Linked DNA regions of Homo sapiens: regions 1 and 3 are each linked to region 2. A link is a contact called in ENCODE Hi-C data. All regions are on one chromosome and are shown on one strand. The core of a region is the stretch at or near the end of the contact, and the rest is flanking DNA. Distances in the headings are between cores, read along the strand shown.

The links. Hi-C counts contacts between places; a loop is a spot of excess contacts on that map. Pooled maps may share reads with other maps.
Region 1: a loop to region 2 is called in a map of K562, with 2.1 times the contacts of the local background. The contact joins the enhancer-like site here to the promoter of SMURF2 in region 2. A Hi-C loop is called at or near these places in 1 of 168 maps with a recorded cell type or tissue (K562), 4 of 37 single-sample maps with no recorded cell type and 2 of 50 pooled maps.
Region 3: a loop to region 2 is called in a pooled map, with 3 times the contacts of the local background. The contact joins the enhancer-like site here to the promoter of SMURF2 in region 2. A Hi-C loop is called at or near these places in 1 of 168 maps with a recorded cell type or tissue (dorsolateral prefrontal cortex) and 8 of 50 pooled maps.

Annotation. Positions count from the first base shown.
Region 1 is chr17:64,319,774-64,323,092 of GRCh38, reverse strand. PECAM1 (platelet and endothelial cell adhesion molecule 1) reads left to right here. Exons shown (of 16, transcript NM_000442.5): 16 at 1-3,319. Among named protein-coding and RNA genes, the nearest start is that of TEX2, 58 kb to the right of the region's middle. RefSeq lists a silencer at 1,845-2,056. Within about 2 kb of position 1,837, at least 10 of the 41 ENCODE cell types and tissues checked have a DNase peak (open chromatin) inside an H3K27ac peak, as active enhancers do.
Region 2 is chr17:64,660,937-64,664,314 of GRCh38, reverse strand. SMURF2 (SMAD specific E3 ubiquitin protein ligase 2) reads left to right here and starts at 2,008. Exons shown (of 19, transcript NM_022739.4): 1 at 2,008-2,486. The coding sequence starts at 2,435. RefSeq lists an enhancer at 1,156-1,714 and silencers at 1,865-2,264, 2,315-2,514.
Region 3 is chr17:64,964,848-64,968,493 of GRCh38, reverse strand. It overlaps the pseudogene AMZ2P1. Among named protein-coding and RNA genes, the nearest start is that of LRRC37A3, 47 kb to the right of the region's middle. RefSeq lists a silencer at 2,258-2,421 and an enhancer at 2,641-2,690. Within about 2 kb of position 2,358, at least 8 of the 41 ENCODE cell types and tissues checked have a DNase peak (open chromatin) inside an H3K27ac peak, as active enhancers do; they include dorsolateral prefrontal cortex, where a contact is called at or near this core.

The sequences.
Region 1 (3,319 bases), core at 588-3,087, 340 kb after region 2:
ATGGTGCCATCAGCAAATATTATTCTTAATTGAAAACTTGAAATGTGTATGTTTCTTACTAATTTTTAAAAATGTATTCCTTGCCAGGGCAGGCAAGGTGGCTCACGCCTGTAATCCCAGCACTTCAGGAGGCTGAGGTGGGCGGATCACCTGAGGTCAGGAGTTTGAGACCAGCCTGATGAAACCCTGTCTCTACTAAAAATACAAGAATTAGCCGGGCGTGGTGGCGCATGCCTGTAGTATCAGCTACTCAAGAGGCTGAGGTGAGATTATCGCTTGAACCCAGGAAACGGAGGTTGTAGTGAGCGGAGATCGCGCCACTGCACTCCAGCCTGAGTGACAGAGTGAGAATCCATCTCAAAAAAAACAAAAAACAAAATTGCTTGCTAAAGAAGTGGTCTCCTGAGGTCTTAAGACATTCCTGACAGTGTCTTGAGTGGGTGGGAGAGAGGCTGCTGTCATTGCGCTGTGGAATTTCACAGATGAGAACCACGCCTAGCCAAAATCACTTTTCCTGTTTGCCTCAGTGACACAGCTGCAGGGACCCTCGTGGATGTTGTATTAAATAAATTTGACCTTTGCTCTTTGCAGATCTGTGAAATGTTGTCTTCTGAGGGGCCACATGCATCTATAGTGCTGAGGACTCCTTGGGCCTCTGAAGTCACAGAGAGAACCGAGCAGGTCTATGTTTTTGTTTTGTTGTTTTGAGACGGAGATTCGCTCTTGTTGCCCGGGCTGGACTGCAGCGGCGCAACCTCTGCTCACTGCAACCTCCGCCTCCTGGGTTCAAGCAGTTCTCCTGTCTCAGCCTCCCGAGTAGCTGGGATTACAGGCACATGTCACCACGCCTGGCTAATTTTTGTATTTTTAGTAGAGATGGGGTTTCACCACGTTGGCCAGGCTGATCTCGAATGCCTGACCTTTGGTGATCTGCCCGCCTTGTCCTCATGTGTGCTCCACAGGCCTTTGGGTTGGGATTGCAGGCGTGAGCCACCATGCCCAGCCTAGACTCTTTTGACAATATGATGAAAGCTGTTGGTTCCTTTCCCCAACACACACACACCGAGTTGTATCACGAAAATGTCATACAATTTCCAGGTTTTCTGAGTGGTGGGCTCAGATTGAGGTCAAAGGATCAGACGACCTCTAACGACCTTCATGTCTCTGTTGATGATCTGGGGACAGCCAGATCCCCTGTGTCCAGGGAGTTCCTTAGTCCCTTGCCACCACCAGAGAAGGGCAATTGCCACGGGAGCTGCAAAGACCCTATTCCTACTCCTGGTGCCTTACTTATGCAGCACGACTGAATTTTTTGTTTTGTTTTGTTTTGTTGAGACAGGGGCTTGCTCTGTTGCCCAGGCTGGAGTGCAGTGGCACAACAATGGCTCACCGCAGCCTCGAACCCCTGGGCTCAAGCGATCCTCCCATCTCAGCTTCCTGGGTAGCTGGGACCAGAGGCGTGAGCCGCCATAGCTGGCTAATTTTTAATTTTTTTTTTGCAGAGATGAGGTTTCACCATGGTGCCCAGGCTGGTCTCGAACTTCTGGGCTCAAGTGATCCTCCCTCCTTGGCCTCGCAAAGTGCTGGGATTGCAGGCATGAGCCACCGCCCCCGGCCTGTGGAGCACACATGAGTTTAAAATTACTTTCCCTTCTGCCTATATTTCCGAGGAGGAAACTTCATGCGCAGGGATCTTTCTTAGTGGATTTAATGGCTAAAAGGTCTGTCTGAATCCAGGACGCTGGCTTTAGCCTTCCTCGGCAGCTGCCGTAACCCCGGTGTCTAAACCTGAAGCATCCCAGGAGCACCCACTCCAGGAGTTTTCTCGGCCGCGGAACTCATTAGTTAGAGCGCCCTCTTGTGTTCTCATGTGGTAATCGGTCACTGAAGGACTTAAAATGGTCCTTAGCCAACACACAGTAAAACTTTTCCCTCTTCTGACCCCAAGAGGTCAGCCACCCATTTCATGAGCATATACTGGTCGCCCCATCAGCGTTCTCTGATTGGCTAACTGAACCCACTCCCCGACCTAGACTCAAGACAGGCGAAGTGACGCTTAGGTCAACATTCACTCACTAAAGCAACGACTGTCGGGCGATTTTGTCTCCCGCTGGTTTTGGAATGGTGTCTGGAGACATTTTTGGTTGTCACAGCTGGGTGGGTGTGCTCCCGGCATCTGGTGGGTAGAAACCAAGCATGCTCCTAAACATCCTACAGGCACAGAACCGTCTCCCACGACCAAGCATGATCAAGTCCCAAATGCCAATAATGGCCAGGTTGAGAAACTCTGCACAGAAGCATCCAGTTATTTGTCTGTTTGCTCAACAAGCTTGTGCTCATCATGCTCTGTGTTCCTGACGCTGTGCTGGGTGTTGGCGGTGGGAAGATTACAAGAGTCACATGGCAGCTGTCCTCCTGGAAGGTACAACCCAGTAGAGATGCAGACTAACAGAGAGCCAATTACAAAGCAGTGTGACAAGCGTCATGGTGGAAAATTAAAAGCTCAAACAAGGGCACATGGGAGGGGCTTCCAACACAGACTTTGGGGGATCCAGGAAGGTCTAAGAGGAAAGTGGGTCTCACCAAAGCCTTGACCATAGGCAGAGGGTACCAGTGGAAAAGGTGGGGTGAAGAACATTGAGGACAAAAGGAAGAAGTGCAGGAAGGCCCTGAGGCAAGGGAGTGGGGGGTGCCCTGGAGGGATGGCAGCAGGGCAGTCTGTCAGACCCAAGTGGCCTCCAGCCCTAGAAGCCAATTAGTCCTCCTCAAAAAGCTGTCACTGTCCCCTAAGAATTGCTGCCAGGCTCCCACTGGCCTGACTCAGTCTTTGAGAGTCTTAAGGAGGAGGTCTCTGAAAGGTACACACCAAGAACTCTCCCCAGCACAGCTGTTTTTAAGACTCTCCACCAGCGTCATTGGCGTGTTGGGAAGAAACCCTCTGCCACAGAGGCCAGCTTCAGCCTTTGCCTAACACCGCAAGGGCAAATGGAAAGGTAAACGGGAAGGAGATGTCTCCCCAGCAGGCTATTTGAGGACAGTCTTCCCTGCAGAAGATCTCAACCTGGGGTCCACAGAGTGGAAATGTTAGAGTAGGGAGCTAGGCAAACATGAGCAGGACAGGTGAGGGCCCCCACAGGAATGTCAGGCTACCATCAGGTGATGGTCAGGTGGTTGTTAAACTGTCTCTGTAAAATAATAATTGGTTGCAGCCAGCTCCAAGCAAGGACAGTCTCTCAATAGATACAAAACACCCTGATCTGGTGATCAGCCGCTTCCCGATAAGATCTCAGGAGCTGGGCAAGCAGCCTGGAGCATGCGC
Region 2 (3,378 bases), core at 759-3,258:
TAAATTGTGGTAGCAGCTATTGTTCACATTGATTTCTATATATTTGTAGTACAAGGAAGCATTTCTAAAGGACCTTGTTCATTGCTTTGCACAAAATGGCCACTTAATATTTGTTGAATGAATTGCTGGCACTATCTCTGGTATTTTAATTTTTATTTATTTATGTATTTATTTTTGATATGGAGTCTCGCTCTGTCACCCAGGCTGAAGTGCAGTGGCGTGATCTCGGCTCACTGCAACCTCCCGTGTTCAAGCGATTCTCTTGCCTCAGCCTCCCTAATTGCTGGGACCACAGGCATGCGCCACCAGGCCCGGCTAATTTTTTTGTATTTTTTTTTAGTACAGACGGGGTTTCACCATGTTGGCCAGGCTGGTCTCAAACTCCTGACCTCAAATGATCCGCCCACCTCGGCCTCCCAAAGTGTTGGAATTACAGGCGTGAGCCACTGTGCCCGGCCTATCTGTGGTATTTTTAGTGTGATGTCTAGAACTTCATATACTTTTTTGGATTACTTTTAATTGTAGGGCTGTATCCAAACTGATGAAATGTTCTCGCAGGTAACTATCTGGAGAAGTGAGTTCACTGATGTATTAAAAGAAATGACTGGCATGGAATAAGGATTAAAATATATTAATCCAAAACATTTAAAATTGCATTAATGTTATAATAGCCTAAAGCAAAACTAACGAATCACATAAAAAATCCCCCACGCTATTGTCCTTAGTAGTTTACATTGTGCTAGATACTTTCGCATGTATATGCATACAACTTCTATTCTGTTTTTAAACTTTGCATTACATATACATTCTTCCATATTATATGATCTTCATAAAAATAGTTACATGGCTGCATAAAAAACCATGCGGTTCCTGGACTATTATGCTATTCCCTCATTCCCCTTTTGTTATTAATGGAATATAGCAAAGAACATCTTCTGTACGATTATTTGTCAAGAATAGGGCCGGTGCGGTGGCTCAGGTCTGTAATCCCAGCACTTTGGGAGGCCGAGGCGGGCTGATCGCTTGAGGTCAGGAGTTCGTGACCAGCCTGGGCAACATGGGAAAACCTAAACGTCTCTACTAAACATGTCTCTACTAAAAATACAAAAATTAGTGGGGCGTAGTGGTGCACACTGTGGTCTCAGCTACTCCAGAGGCTCAGGTGGGAGGATCACCTGAGCCCCGGAAGTTGAGACTGCAGTGAGCCGTGTTCGCACCACTGCACTCCAGCCTGGGCGACAGAGGGAGACCCTGTCTAAAAACAAAAAAATAAAAAATAAATTTCTAGCAGTACAGTTACAATGTCAAAGGATAAGGTACACATTTTTTAAAAACTTTTCTCTTTCTCCTCCTGAGATAACGAAATACAGTAGCGTATGAACAACTCTTCATACATTACTCTCCAAGGTTTATCTTGTTAATCCTTTAAGACGTATCATCTCCCCATCCTTGGCTGCACCTGAAAAGAGCGGGAGTCGGCAGGTAACCTGATCTCCTCCACCAGGTGAGTCCCGGATGGAGGTGTCAACTACAAGACCAGGAGCAGAGCATTCCTGGGGTTTTGCTGGAACCATCGGCGTGGGAATGCTTTCTCTTCCCTCGCCCGAAAGACGCCAAGTTCCCGGCAGGCAGCGGACTCGGTTCTAACCTTCCTCGCCCCAGCCTCTCGGAGCGCCCTGCACGCAGTGGGCGTCTAATAAAATGCAGTTGGCCCTGCTTGGACAAAAGTTCTCCCTTAAGTGGCCCGGACAGTAAACCCCTCCAGGTGCCACAGAGCTGCCGCGCCCGCCGCCGCTTTGCTCCCTGCCTGCTCCCTCCCAGCGTTCCGCGTGGGACCCTCGGCGGCAGCTCACACCCTCCCTGACTGCCGGTGCCCGCCAGGGCACCCTGCGCGCGCCCGCCGGCCCCGCCCCGGCCCCGCCCCGCCCCGCCGGCCCCGCCTCCCGTCTCCTCCCCGCCCCCCGGAGCCGACGAGTGGCGGCGGCGGCCCCAGGTCCCGGGTCCCTCAGACAAGAGGGCGGGTGGAGGAGGAAGCGGCCGAGCCCAGAGTTCTGCTCCGGCGCCCCCGAGCACCGCCCGCTTCAGCCGACCAGCCCCGTCGGCTACTGGGCCTCGCCGAGACGAGAGGAGGGAAAGGCCTCGGCGGCCGCGAGGAGGCGGCGGGGGCGCGGGCGGAGGCGGCGCGGGCGGCCGCGGCTGCCGCTTTGTTGTGCGGCCCGGGCCGAGGAAGGAGAAGTGGGAGGAGGGGGGAGCTCGGCGTCCCGCTCCCTCCGCGGCTCATGGCGACGACTCTCGGCACATCCGGGACCCTCCGGCCGTGGCGGCCGAGGCGCCGGCTGCTCGGGCCCCAGCCCCGGCCGCTGTGGTGACTCCGCCGCGCCTCGCCGTCGCCCCCGTGCCGCCCGCCGCCCCCGCCGCCCCCGCCGCCGGGGACATGTCTAACCCCGGAGGCCGGAGGAACGGGCCCGTCAAGCTGCGCCTGACAGGTGAGGGGGGGCGGCGGGCCGGGCTGGGCAGCCGCGGGGTGGGCGAGCTGGCGGGGGGTGCCTGTGGCCTTGGGAAGGGCCAGGGTCGCGATCAATGATGAGTTGGGGGTCGGAGGAATGGGAAGGCCTAGTTCAGGGAGAGTAATTGGAAAACCACTTGCTCTGGTTTGGACATTGTTTAAAAAGCCGAGGATGACTCGGGGCGGGGGGTGGTGTTTTGTGGAGGGGAGAATACACCGGTTCGCATCGCAGGCGGATTTCAGGTCGGAAAGTCTTGGTCAAGGAGCCAGACGCTGCCTCCCGGGGCTCGGGGAACAGCCCCTGGGCTACCGCCCAGGTGAGATCGTGAAGGGGATGAAGAGCTCCCGTGGCGAGGATTATTGAATCCGGTTGCTGACTGCGCGCAGTAAACACTCCTTAAAGATGGAGCGCTTAACGGGAGGGTGTGCGTGTGTGTTCCCGGGTTGTTACCTTGCACACACCCAGTTATGCCCGCATGAAAAACCTTTACTCCCCGCCGCCGGCCACCGCTGCCCGGGCCACACACCTTAAACTCATGTCTCTGAGGTGAGGAGACAGGTTGACTTTTCCGGTGTGCCTGTCTGATCCGACGGCTTGGGCTCATTGTACACTGTGTTTTGGAAGTGTCTGATTGTAGGGTGGCATGTTTGGGGTTGTTCCTTTTAGGCCGCAGAACTTGTGTCTAACTTCTAACGCCAGACCTGCTTTAAAAACACACTTTTTTGGGGGGGGTGCATTGCTAAGTATGTGCTCATACAAACTTTCGAGCAAACTTTCTGTTACTCTCCCCACCCTCCCCATTCCTTTTTCGAAATGGAAAAGAATGTCCGGAGGGGTTGCCAGATAGAAGACTACACTTACAAAGTGTTTA
Region 3 (3,646 bases), core at 1,109-3,608, 300 kb before region 2:
CGTCTTCATGGGGTAATATGTCACCCTATGATCTAGAAGCCAATGCTTCTCTCTTGCCTGATGGTATTTTGCTGTGGTTTGTTGAAGTGCGCATCTTTCAATGCTTTTCCAGGCACTGGTGAGGTGGATTGATGATGAATCTTCTGGCACACCTGGAGCAACTCCAGAACACAGTCGTGAGGATAATGGGAATTTACTGAAACCCGTGGAAGGAAGCCTTTAAGGAATGGAAAGAGTGGATAATAAAATGCCTGACTGTTCTCCAAAAATAAGGACCTTCAAATAGGAGTGATTGAAATAAATGACTACTTGCATGTTATGCTTTCATTTGGGTGGAATACTTCATCAGAATAAACTATTGATCTTGTGCTGTGTCAAAGTAACAGACTAGAACCTTCTTTCAAGTACCTGAATTGAAATGAAACTCATTTTGAATAATAAAAACTCTAGAAACTCTTTATCTTCTCATCTTACTGGCCTGGTCTGTGGCAGCAAGCACATTATTTCCATTCCCCAAATATGTTTAGGTCTCCCAAGAAAGCTGGGACTGGCGGTAATGAGCAAGTAAATAACTTGAAAAAGAACTGTAGATGCCCCAAGGAACCAACCAACATAATTTCCAGGGGGTGATTTTGTTTTTAGAAGAGCTGCTCCCCTCTGTTAGGGCCAGCCAAGTCACATTTTTGGACGTCCGTGGACTCTGATCACCACAGCCCTCCTCTTCCGTGAGCCTTCCTTACTCTCTCGAGTGCATTAGCTCATTTTTTTTCTTTTGCTGGTTGTCACCTTATTCCTGTTTTAGTTTTTAGCAGCTTAAAATACGACCTCTCAGGAATATTTGCAAGTGAAAATAACAATGGTCCTTACACTACCACAACATTTGGTGGTGGGAGTTCCGTTGCAGGTCTCAGCTATAACATAGTCATTTATGAGGGATCTTACAAATAGTGTGTAATGGTATTTATATTTGTGAGTGTTACACTTTCTCTATAGACTTAGAGCAGCTTTCAGGTTTATTTCAGTAATAATGTCTTTCTCACCTTCTCACATTGTGAAGTGTTTACCTGAGTCAGGGAGAGAGTTTAATGGGGTTATCTGTCGGGGTGCCATGAATGCTGATGATGGTCTGCAGGTTGTGAACATCAGCCCCATTGCTACAGGGGTGGACAGGTGGAAAAGCTCAGACTTGACAAACCACCTCTGCTAGATAGATGTGTCTTGGAAATCCAGAAATTACAGTGAATATTTTATGGAATGCCAGTGAGCAGACAGCATTTCCCACTTTCCTATCTTACCTTGAGGGTAAGACTTAAAGGTATTTTTTTTTCTTGTAATTTGAAGCCTAAATTCTTTGATTGTTTGATGTATGCAATATGATGTAAGGCACATTTTATACCCCTAGTCAGTGGTTTCCCTTGGATTCATTCTCCTACTTGATTGAACCCATTTAAGTCATTTTAGGAAATGGTGGTTTGCTATTAAAATTAATTGGAGAGAATACTTGGTCATTCTGTTAGCAAAAAGAGACTGATGGAGCATGGTGTTTTATGGATTCTGTTACAGGGCTTATTCCTCCTTGAATAATGTGCTTTAAAAATTATTGTCCATTCGATTACATTTTCTTTTATTTTCCTACAATGTAAGCACGGTTTTAGTCCTGTAGGTCAGCCTTTCTCACAAACTCTTTTGAACTAAGATTTGCCTAGGTGAATAAATTGGGGATGACGGTTGTCTGGAGAAGATATAAGGTCCATTTGTGAATACTCTGCACTATGAGACCAGGAGAAAAATCATCTAAGAAATCGTTCACTCTTGCTAAAAACTGAACTAAATTTTATATGATGCATTTATTCAGCAATCATAAGTGCTGTGCATAACTATTGTACATATTTTTGGACAATTTCTTAGGGTTCAGCTTAAAAATATAATTTGCCTACTGCAACTAAATTTTATGTACTGTGGTTAAATCTTTGTAGTTTTAGAAGATAATTTTCACTAAATAAATCCAAGCAGATTTTGCTCTGCAAATGCTGAATGAAGTATTGAACTAATAAAAAGGATTAATAATTTTCTACTGTCTAAATAATCTTAGAAATCAGTGAATTTGATTCATTTATGTCGTAGATCCTGATCCCGTTTACCTGTGGAGTTAATATCTCTCCAGTCAAGAGATTTTTCAGGCCTCAGACTTTTAATGGTGAGGGTTAAATAGAAGAATTTGGCGAGGATTACCCGTCGGTTCTTGTCCAGCTTGCTTTTTGAAGCACACATTCCCCTGATATGAATAATTTACATTTCAAGCCCTACGAGGGACAGAGGGCCGCGTTGCTCCCTCTAGGGAGCAGCAGTGCTAAAATCGAAGCAGGCAGCTGCGGGACCGCTATAGCCGGCCCTGCGCTCGGGCCCTTCCCGGGCAGGAAACGCGTCGCTGTCCCCGGCTGCGCCCAGGCCAGCGGGCACAGCAGCTGCGAACCGCCGGCGCACCACCTGTTTCCGCGCCCGGGGACTTCCCCGGCGGGGCTCAGAAGTGTGGGGTCGGTCGCTTGGCTTCCCCTGGCGTCGGCGACCCAGGGTAACCTCCTCCACTGCTGCGTGCCGTGCAGGCCTGCCTGTGTGAGAGCCACGTGTGCCGCGCTCTGGGCACAGCCTTGGAAAGTCAGGACCGCGACGGCAGCAGAGCAGTGAGTGGAATTAATTCTCAAGTAGAGCATTTAAAAAGTGCTTCATTGAAGAGTTTGAATCTCAGTCACTTTGTAGATTCGGATATCTAGAATGGCACCGTCCAATAGAAATATAATACAAGCCACCTATGTAAGCTTAATGTTTCTAGTAGTCGTATTAGCAAATGCATAAAGAAGCAGGTGGAGTTAATTTTAATAGTATATTCTATTTAATCCAGTGCATCCAAAATATTATTTCAATCAATATCAATGCTGAATATTTTATATCCTTTTTTTTTTTACCGTCTTCAAATTCCTGTATGTATGTTACACTTGCAGTACGTCTTACTTCCAACTGGCCACATTTTCAAGTGCTCAACAGCCCCATGTGGCTTGTGGCTACTGTATTGGACAGTGCAGCTCTAGAGCAGTACCCAACTCTAGTGTACCTGGAAAAATGTACCCGTGGTATTGAGTTACTAGGAGAGGAAGGCTTATTTCAGGAAAAGGTCATGTAAATCTTCTGTCAGTACAGCCGGTGCTGACATTCAAGCTGAAAGGGTGTATGTAGACACCGTTTAATGTCTACATTAAAGGCCTCTGGCTTCGGTGTTAACTTGTTTCTTTAAAAGCTTGATACTGTTCTCTGTTGCAGCTTGTTTTTTACCCTCCCGTCTTCATTTTCAAGGGCCTGGTATTGTCTTCAAATGCATTTCCATTTTTGGAAAGCGGAGTCGTAAAGCATTAATAATGTGGAGATTGTTTAGTCCATTTCATGCATGAGGACACAAGCCTGCAGCAGCCGAGTAAACTTGCGTGTCATGTAACCAATGGCAAAAATGGGATCAGATCCCAATTCTCCCTAATGCTGAGTTATTCGTTATTTTCACTGTGCTACATGACCTCATTGAAGTAAAATATCACCGGCGAGAACCTAACCATTTTTCCCCCAGGTTGTTTACAAGGGATTATACACGATTAAACTT